Linked DNA regions of Homo sapiens: region 2 is linked to region 1. A link is an interaction called in ENCODE POLR2A ChIA-PET data of the cell type or tissue named here. Cell type or tissue: MCF 10A. All regions are shown on one strand. Each heading gives the region's core, and the rest is flanking DNA. Links, peaks and the distances in the headings are about the cores only.

Region 1 (4,409 bases), core at 248-4,247:
TAGTATTTGCTTGTCTGGTCTGTGCATCTTGGCTATTTTCATGTGTTTTATTTTGCTTTAAAGTTTTATCTTCCTGATGAATGTTTAAAGGTTATTAAGAAAGAAGCCTGTCCTCTTTCATTCTTGTACTAGGTCTCTAGCATTGTCCAATTATTTATAAATCCCAGTGAACCTTTAAAAAGCCATAAATAAGGTGCTAAAGATACCAAGATACATTTTATGAAATAATGAAGGCAGTTTTATTCTGAGCAATTCCTAAATAATTCTTGCTGTCATGATGGCTTAGGTGATGTCATTTAATGTGAACAGAGTCTCCGTCCACAGCAGCTTTTTCTTCTTACACACAGAGCCATATGGGACAGACATCCCCAGGTCGTGACTCCGCTATACCCGAGAGCCAGGAGTTTCTCAGTGCAATCTCAAGTTAAGCAGAAGCTGAGACTTTAATCCTTAAATGTAAAGAATTTATCTTTATTCATATTAAATTCAATCAGGAGTCTCACTGACACACACTGGGAAAACCTTTAATACACCCAGAAAAGGAGTTCACATGATGTTCAGAAATAACAGAAACAACGCTTCGAATTATCAGACTAATGGGCTGATCTACTTTCCCAGCTAGCCTCAGTGATAACGCAACCCTGACACATTTTCTTCTCTGGAAGACGATTTATACCACATTAGGATGCTACTAAAATTATCAATAAAGAGACACTATTTTCATTGTGTAACAGGGAACTGAGAAAAAGTCCTGGCAAGGCTGGTAACATGGAAATTGGGAAAAATGATTATATGTATCTGAAGACTCCTCCCCTGTCTGTCTCTTTTGGGTCTTACAAAGGATCTGCTAACAAGCTTGGGCAATTCCATGAACAAAAAGATACATAAATGCATGTTTCTTGGTAAAGGAAGCTCAAGGACAAAAGAGCTTTTATAACACTGAAAGAAGACAAAGAGAGAAGATCTTATAATTAAGTTATGCAGCATTACTGAAACGTGTAAACTCTCTGGAGTTCCATTTTATGGATGGACTTCAAATCAGCCAAGCTTTTGGGGTCCATCCTCTCCAGCTTGCAGCCGAACACAGGTCTGCCTCCAGCCTGGAGCCTCACACTTCCTCCCCTGCTCCAAAGTTAACTCTTAGTTATATGTATTTGGTGTCAAAGGTGGAAGTAATAAGCATTTTCTATATCCCACCACATCTGGATTCCCATCAACCCTGTGAAGCAGGTGCTGTCATTATCCCCACTTTACAGATGAAGAGACTGAGGCAGACAGGGGTTAAGTTACTTGTCAAAGGGCACTCAGGAACTCGGGTCTTCCAGACCCCAGACTCTCAACCTAAGATGTTGATCTGTTTCTCTTGGACAGGGGGAGGGTGGTGGTGGTGCTGTATCCCCCAAGATCCCAAATGCACAGTCTCTGGCAAGATTCTGATGAATATCCTATTACAAAGATGACAGCTGTAGGTTAGAAATAAAAATGAGTTTAAATGCTTGAACGCAGCCATTATGCACAAGGTATCAAACAGAAATCCTCACCCCTCAATCAGAGGACCCAAATGACAGGCTGATGTTGCTGTATCACCAAATGGGATTACATTTAATGATGGAAATGTGGCTTTTGCTACATTTATCGTACATAAATAATTCATCAAATAAAGCACATAATCGCTTTATACAGCCCACACATTATTCTATATTCTAAAAGAAATCTATATGTTAAGAGGACATTTGAAAGCTCCTGTAACTATCTTGCTAAAGAACAGTGCATTCAGTACGTTTCAGTACTACTTGCCAAACCTACACCCCAGAAATAAGTAAATCAAAAGCAGAGAAGAAAACAAATATATGCTTAACATAAGCAACAGACTCTGAAGTTCTTCTGCTTTGATTCTTTAAGAATATTGTTTCATTATATTTGTGGAAGCATTTTACTTTATTTTGTGATTTTGCTTAGAAGTGGAGTACATGTCTAAAAAATAGCAAAGCTGTTTGTGAAGCTTTCCAATTTTACATACTCTTTATTAAAAAAAAAATAAAAAATAAAAAGCTATAGACAACTGAACCAATGAGGGCCCTAAGAAATGGCAGCTTCTCCAGACTTGTTCAGTGTTCCTTAAGGAAGACTTTGCCAAGGCATGGAGAGTGAGGGAGGCCTCCAAGAGGATGCCATGAACAACACAGGGTGGATCTCACAGAACAACCTTTAATCAAACAGTCCTTCGGAAAGATGACTTACGGACTATGCCACAAGATGTGTCTTAGCTATGGATTTGCAGCAAAATAATGCAAAAGCCATATGAAGCTAAATTGGGAGGCGCTTCATTAATACGGTTTTCTTTGTCTAACAGCTCTGCTGTAGCTACTGTTCACTGGAAAAGTATGAACACAATGGCATTCATTTTTCATCCATCTCTGACTCACATGATTTTGGTAGTGTGACGAAAACCTCTTTGTGGGTTATTTTGCAAGGTTTTATGCGAAGGTAGAATAACCAGCCCACAGAACCTTCGTAAGGACAGCTGTTGCAAAGGGTCGACACACCAAACCTGCTGACTCATTCAGCTCTGGGTGTCGCCTCTGAAAAGAAACTAAACCAGGCACAGAAAATGCTGCAAAGAAAACTCTACGGATAAAGGCTACGAACACAAGAAGGCTTTCCCAGTATCAACTGGAGCATTTAGTAAGTCTAAGACACAGCTTCCCTTGAAAATAGGCAATTTCAGAACAGTTATTTCATGAACATTAAAAAAAACTTTAAAGACAATAATAAAATAACTAGAGGTTAGGTAAATTAGCTACTCTATTTTTAAGGCAATTAAAGATCTGAACATAATAAAGAAAAGGTCTCTTCAGACCACATGGCCATAATATCTCCATCTTTGCATTACTTGAAGATTAGGAGATCTCATTATGCAAATCAGGCCCAGGGCTAATTACTGAAATAGGTCACTTGAAAAAGTCAATTCTAAACAAGAATAAAAACCCATATACAGATGCTCCATGACTTAGGTGGGGCTATGTCTTGATACTTGATAAGCACAAGGTAAGCTGAAAATATCATTAAATTGAAAATACATTTAATACTCCAATAAACCCATCAGAAAGTTGAAAAATTTAAGTGGAACTATTTTAAGTCGGTGACCATTCATATATAATTTTGCCACAAGTTAAAAAACAAATAACCATCTATGAGAAGAATGAATGAGGATGCATATCAGTTTGCCACATATCTCCTAAGGGGACTTAGTTAATACTTAGTGTGTTTAAAAATACAGTTCAAATTAAAAATTCATATTCACGTCTGAAACTCACAAGTGTGATGACTATATTTTAAAGCAGGTAACACCACAAATCAAATTAAATGTTTTTAAAGAATTTACAGAGGATCATGTCCATTTGAAACCACACTAACAAGTGATCCTATATTGCATTTGTATGCCCAGCCCTAAGGTGGCTTGAAACTGGAGGAGACCGCCATCATTAGCCAGAACAATGACAATACTAAAAGCGTTTTTTAGGGAAATAAATTAAAGTTCAAAGAAATAAAATTGACTTTCTCATTAAGCTTAGGAAGCAGGACTAGCAAGTAGGACTCTAGGTTCCTGGTTTAATTCTTCTGAAATGCTGTTCATGTAGGGTACTCCCCAATGCAAGTCAGTCCCTCTGGACTACTCCTCACTGGGGAAAAGTCAAGCACTCCTCCAAAGCATCAGGTCTCTTTTTCCTCTCCATGGAAAGAAACCAGCACACAATAACATATTTATTATAACACTGCTCGTTCTGAAGGCGCTTACCAACTAGACACTCAGATTTGGGGTTAAACCCATGTAGAATTTATTAAAGCTGAACTCAAATGCTAATATTATTTACTGTCTCAAAGTGAACCAACGATTTGAAGTGTTAAAAATATACATGTAAATTTTAATACTTTCCGTCATGCTACCTAGCACTATTTATAAATGTACTGATATAAAAATTACTAACTTCAAACACTTTCCTTCTCAAAAAAGCCAGTACAGAGCTTGACTGTGTGTGTGTGTGTGTGTGTGTGTGTGTGTGTGTGTGTGTGTGCATTTGTCTGATATGCAAAGTAGTGACTTTTTAAAATCCATTCATTGTTTTGGTGTCTTGGAACTTATGCAGAAGCAATACAAAGTCAATATTAATTTCTAAAACTATTTTAACATTTGTTCTCTGCATTTCCCATTTCCTTTCTAGGGAAACTTGTAGATCAATGAGCTTTGCTGTAGGGTGGGTGAGAAATTGGCTTCTATATTTTCCCAAGTATCTGAAACGCCTTCCTCTGCCTACGCCATCGTGGAAGTCTTTCAACTCTGCTGAAAGTCTCAACTGGACTTCCTGGCAAACTTCTTAGCCCTGAGTCCTCCACCCAGCCCTTATGAC
Region 2 (4,409 bases), core at 300-4,299, 1.4 Mb before region 1:
AGGAAAATGAAATAAAATAAAATAAAATAAAATAAAATAAAATAAAATAAAATAAAAAGCACACTTAGAACTAATAAGTAATTATAATAGGGTCACCACATACAAGATTGATATGCAAAAATTAATTGCCTTCCTATATACCAGAAATGAAAAATAGATATTTAACATTAAAAACACAATACCTTTTATAATAGTGCTGAAAATGGAAACACTTAGGGATAAATCTAAGAAAGAAAATACTATCTATATGCAGAAACACTGATAAAATAATCAAAAAAGTTATAAATAAAAGGAGAGATGTTACATGTTCTCAAACCGGGGTAGTATAATTTTTAGAGCAGTCTTAGGTTCACAACAAAATTAAACAGAAGATACAGAGATTTCCCAGATACCTACCACCCCTGCACATGAATAGCCTTCTCCACAATCAACATCCTCCACCAAAGTGGTACATTTGTTATAATTAATAAACCTACACCAACCCATCATTTTCACCAAAGGTCCACAGTTTCCATTAGAACTACTCTTGGTGTTTTATATTCTGTCTTGACAGATGCATAATGGCAGGTGTTCACCATTATAGTATTATACAGAGTAGTTTCACTGCCCTAAAAATCCTCTGTGCTCCACATATTCACCCCATTAGTGCTCTCTACTAACCCCTTATAATTACTAATTTTTATACTGCCTCCATTGTTTTGCCTATTAGAGAATGTAATGAAGTTGAAATAATACAGTATGTAGACTTTCAGATTGGCTTCTATCACTTAATAATATGTATTTAAGTTTTCTCCACATCTTTTCATCACAGGGCAGCTCATTTCTTTAACCATTAAGTGATATTTCATTGTCTGGATCTACCACAGTATACTTATCCATTTACATACTGAAAGATATGTTAGTTACTTCCAAGATTTGGCAATTATGAATACAGCTGCTATAAGAAATTGAATATAGGCTTTTGTGTGTACCCAGTTTTCAGCTCTTTTAGCTAACTAACAAGGAGCACAATGGCTGGATCCTATGCTAAGAATATGTTTAGTTTAGTAAGAAACTGCCAAATTGCCTTCCAAATTCACTCTACCATTTTGCATTCCCACCAAAAATGAACGAAAGTTTCTGTTGCTCTATATTCTCTCCAGCATTTGGCATTGTCAGTGCTCTGGATTTTGGCCATTCTAATGAGCGTGCAGTTGTATCTCATTGTTGTTTTAATTTACACTTCCCTGATAACATATATTGGGGAGGATCTTTGCATACGTTCATTTGCCATCGGCCTGTCTTCTTTGATAAGAGTTTTCAGCAATTTTTAAATTGGGTTTTGTGTTTTCTTATTGAATTTTGACAGATTTTTGTATGTTTTGGATAGCTCCTTTACTAGACATATCTTTCTCAAATATTTTCTCCCATTCTGTGGCTTGCCTGTTTATTCTTTTGATAGTATCTTTCTCAGAGAATAAAACTTTATTTTTAATTAAGTTTAGCTATCATTTTTTTTCTTTCAGTCATTTTGCCTTTGGTGTTGTATTTAAAAAGCAGTTGTCAAGCCCAATGTCATCTATGTTTTCTGACATGTCATATTCTAGTCGTTTTATAGTTTTGCATTTCAGTATACAACACATTTTGCATTAGTTTTTGTGAAGGGTGTAGAGTCTGTGTCTAGCTGTTGTTCCTCCATCACGATGGCCCTACCTTCATGACAAGATCAACTTCCCAAAGCCCTAGCTCCTAACACCATCACTTTAGGGGTAAGGATATAATTATATACATTTTGTCGGGGGCACAAACAGCTTAAAGCCCTCCTATTTAGAAAGGCAGTTGACTTTCATATGTTAACCACATATCCTACAACCTTACTACAATCACTTCTTAATTGTATTAATATTTTTGTCAACTATTTCAGATTTTCTATATAGAAATGTCTTCTGTGAACAAAGAAAGTTTCTTTTTTCTTAAAAATATGTACAATTTTTAATTTTTCTTTTATTGTCTTATTGCATTATTTAGGCTTTGAGTACAGTTTTGTAAAGCAGTAGTGATTTGTTGTACTGGATGTGGTAGTGCACACCTGTTATCCCAGCTCCTCTGCTGGGGGCTTCTCCATGGGAGGATAGCTTGAGCCCAGAAGTTTAAAGATCAGCCTAAGAAACATAGTGAGACTCTTCTCAAAACAAACACCGAGGCAGTGGTGAGAGGGAATATCTTTGCCATGTTTCTGATCTTGGTGGGAAAGTTTTGGGTTTCCCACTGTTGAGTATGATGATAGCTGTAAATTAGTATAGACATTCTTTATAAAGTTGAGGAAGTTCTCCTCTATTCCCAGTTTACTTATGGTTTTTATAATGAAAGGGTGTTAGATTTTGTCAAATAGTTTTTCTACATCTATTTATATGATCATATGATTGTCTTCAATTCCTGTTGATATGATGGATTATATTAATTGATTTTTTAATGTTGAACCACCCTTGCAAACTTAGGATAAATTCCACTGGTTGTAGTACATAATTATTTTCAAATATTGCTTGATTTGATTTGCTACTATTTTCTTGGGACTTTTGCATGAATATTCATGAGAAATTATTTTACAGTTTTGGTACTTTGTCTGGTTTTGGTGTTAGGATAATGCTTACATCATATAAATAGTTACAAAGGATTCTTTCCACTTCTATCTTCTGAAAGTGATTGCAGAAAATTGGTGCATGTTGTTTGGTAGAAATAATTAGCAAACCCATCTCAGCTTAGATTCTTTTGTTTTAAAAGGTTATTAATACTGATTCAATTTCTTTAATATATATAGGCTTTTTCACTGTCTATTTTTACTTTTGTGAGATTTGGAAAATTATGTCTTTTAATGAATTGGCCTATTTCATCTAATTTGTCAAATTAGTGGACATAGGTTTGTTCATAATATTACTTTATTGTCCTTTTAATATCTATGGGATCTGTAGTGATATCTCCTCTTTTATTTCTTACACCAGAAATTTGTGTCCTCTCTTTTTTTCTTAGCCTGCCTTGAGACTTTTCAACTTCATTGATATTGTTGAAGATCCAATTTTTAGTTTTGTTGATTTTCTATATTGTTTCTCTTTTACATTTTATTGATTTCTGTCATAATCTTTATTATACCTTTTTCTCTGCCTACTTTTGATTTAACTTGTTCTTCCTTTTCAAGTTGTCCAATAAAGAAACATAGATTATTGATCTTTTGTTTTACAAATATATGCATTCCCTGTTATGCTTTTCTCTTAAGCACTGATTTTTCTGCTTCTCACATTTTTGTAGGTGATATTTTAATTTTTGTGTAAAGAAAAAATTTGAAAAAACATTTCTCTGGAAATTTCTTCTTTAACCTCTGTGTTACTTGGAATGATTCGATATTAAGATGCCAATTCTTTTATAATTTATCTATAGATACATTACAATTCCCATAAAAAATTTTAGCATTATACTCTGTGGATATCATCAAACTGATTCTAATGTTTATATGGAGAAATAGAAGACCTAAAATACCCATCATGAGGCTGGGCGCAGTGGCTCATGCCTGTAATCGCAGAACTTTGGGAGGCCGAGGCAGGGGGATCACCTGAGGTCAGGAGTTTGAGACCAGCCTGACCAACACGGAGAAACCCCGTCTCTACCAAAAATACAAAATTAGGCGGGCGTGGTGGCGCATGCCTATAATCCCAGCTACTTAGGAGACTGAAGCAGGAGAATCACTTGAACCCAGGAGGCAGAGGTTGCAGTAAGTCGAGATCGTGCCATTGCACTCCAGCCTGGACAACAAAAGCAAAACTCCATTAAAAAAAAAAAATACCCATCATGACAGCGAAAGAGAAGAACAAATTTGAAGGGTTTATACTACCTGACTTCAGGACTTACTATAAAGCTACAGAATCAAGACAATCTGATATTGGCAAAAGAACAGACAAACAGATAAGTAAAACTGAATTGAAATCCTAATAAAAGACCCAAACAAATGTAATCAGCTGGTATTTGACAAAAGTACAAAGGGTATTCAACAGAAAAATATATAACATTTTTAATAAACGGTACTACAGCAATTGGATGACTGTGTGTAAAAAGAAGAAAATAAAATACCCTAGACCTAGATCTTACAAGTTTCACAAAAATTAAATTGAGAAATAAAAATAAAATCCTAAGCACCACAATCAACTGAACAGACCCCTCCGCCCCCCCCCCACTTGTCCAAAGGGACTTCAGAGAAACCTTGAAAACTGAATTATCAGCCATGACAGTTTGCGGGGATCAGATACACCTGGTTATACCCTCCGCCCTCACTAATCACCATTAGACATTCGTCCCTAAGGGCTAAACTGAAACCAGCCCTTTTGAAAGACTCCACTGCTGATATCAACAAACTGTCTGGTGCTGCCCTGCCCTTTTGTGAT

The links. ChIA-PET counts read pairs that join two places held together with the same protein. Peaks named below come from ENCODE experiments on the same cell type or tissue, not always from the same donor. Only the 100,000 strongest peaks of a DNase experiment are listed, where the experiment ranks them.
Region 2: POLR2A ChIA-PET joins it to region 1 with 5 read pairs; 2 of 35 experiments call an interaction of 5 or more read pairs at or near these places.

Annotation. Positions count from the first base shown.
Region 1 is chr13:106,505,596-106,510,004 of GRCh38, forward strand. The region is part of intron 2 of EFNB2 (ephrin B2); the gene reads right to left. Among named protein-coding and RNA genes, the nearest start is that of EFNB2, 28 kb to the right of the region's middle. In MCF 10A, for the core only: no CTCF peak of the experiment used is centred there; a DNase peak (open chromatin) is centred at 2,516.
Region 2 is chr13:105,108,407-105,112,815 of GRCh38, forward strand. No RefSeq gene overlaps it. Among named protein-coding and RNA genes, the nearest start is that of DAOA, 360 kb to the right of the region's middle. In MCF 10A, for the core only: no CTCF peak of the experiment used is centred there; no DNase peak of the experiment used is centred there.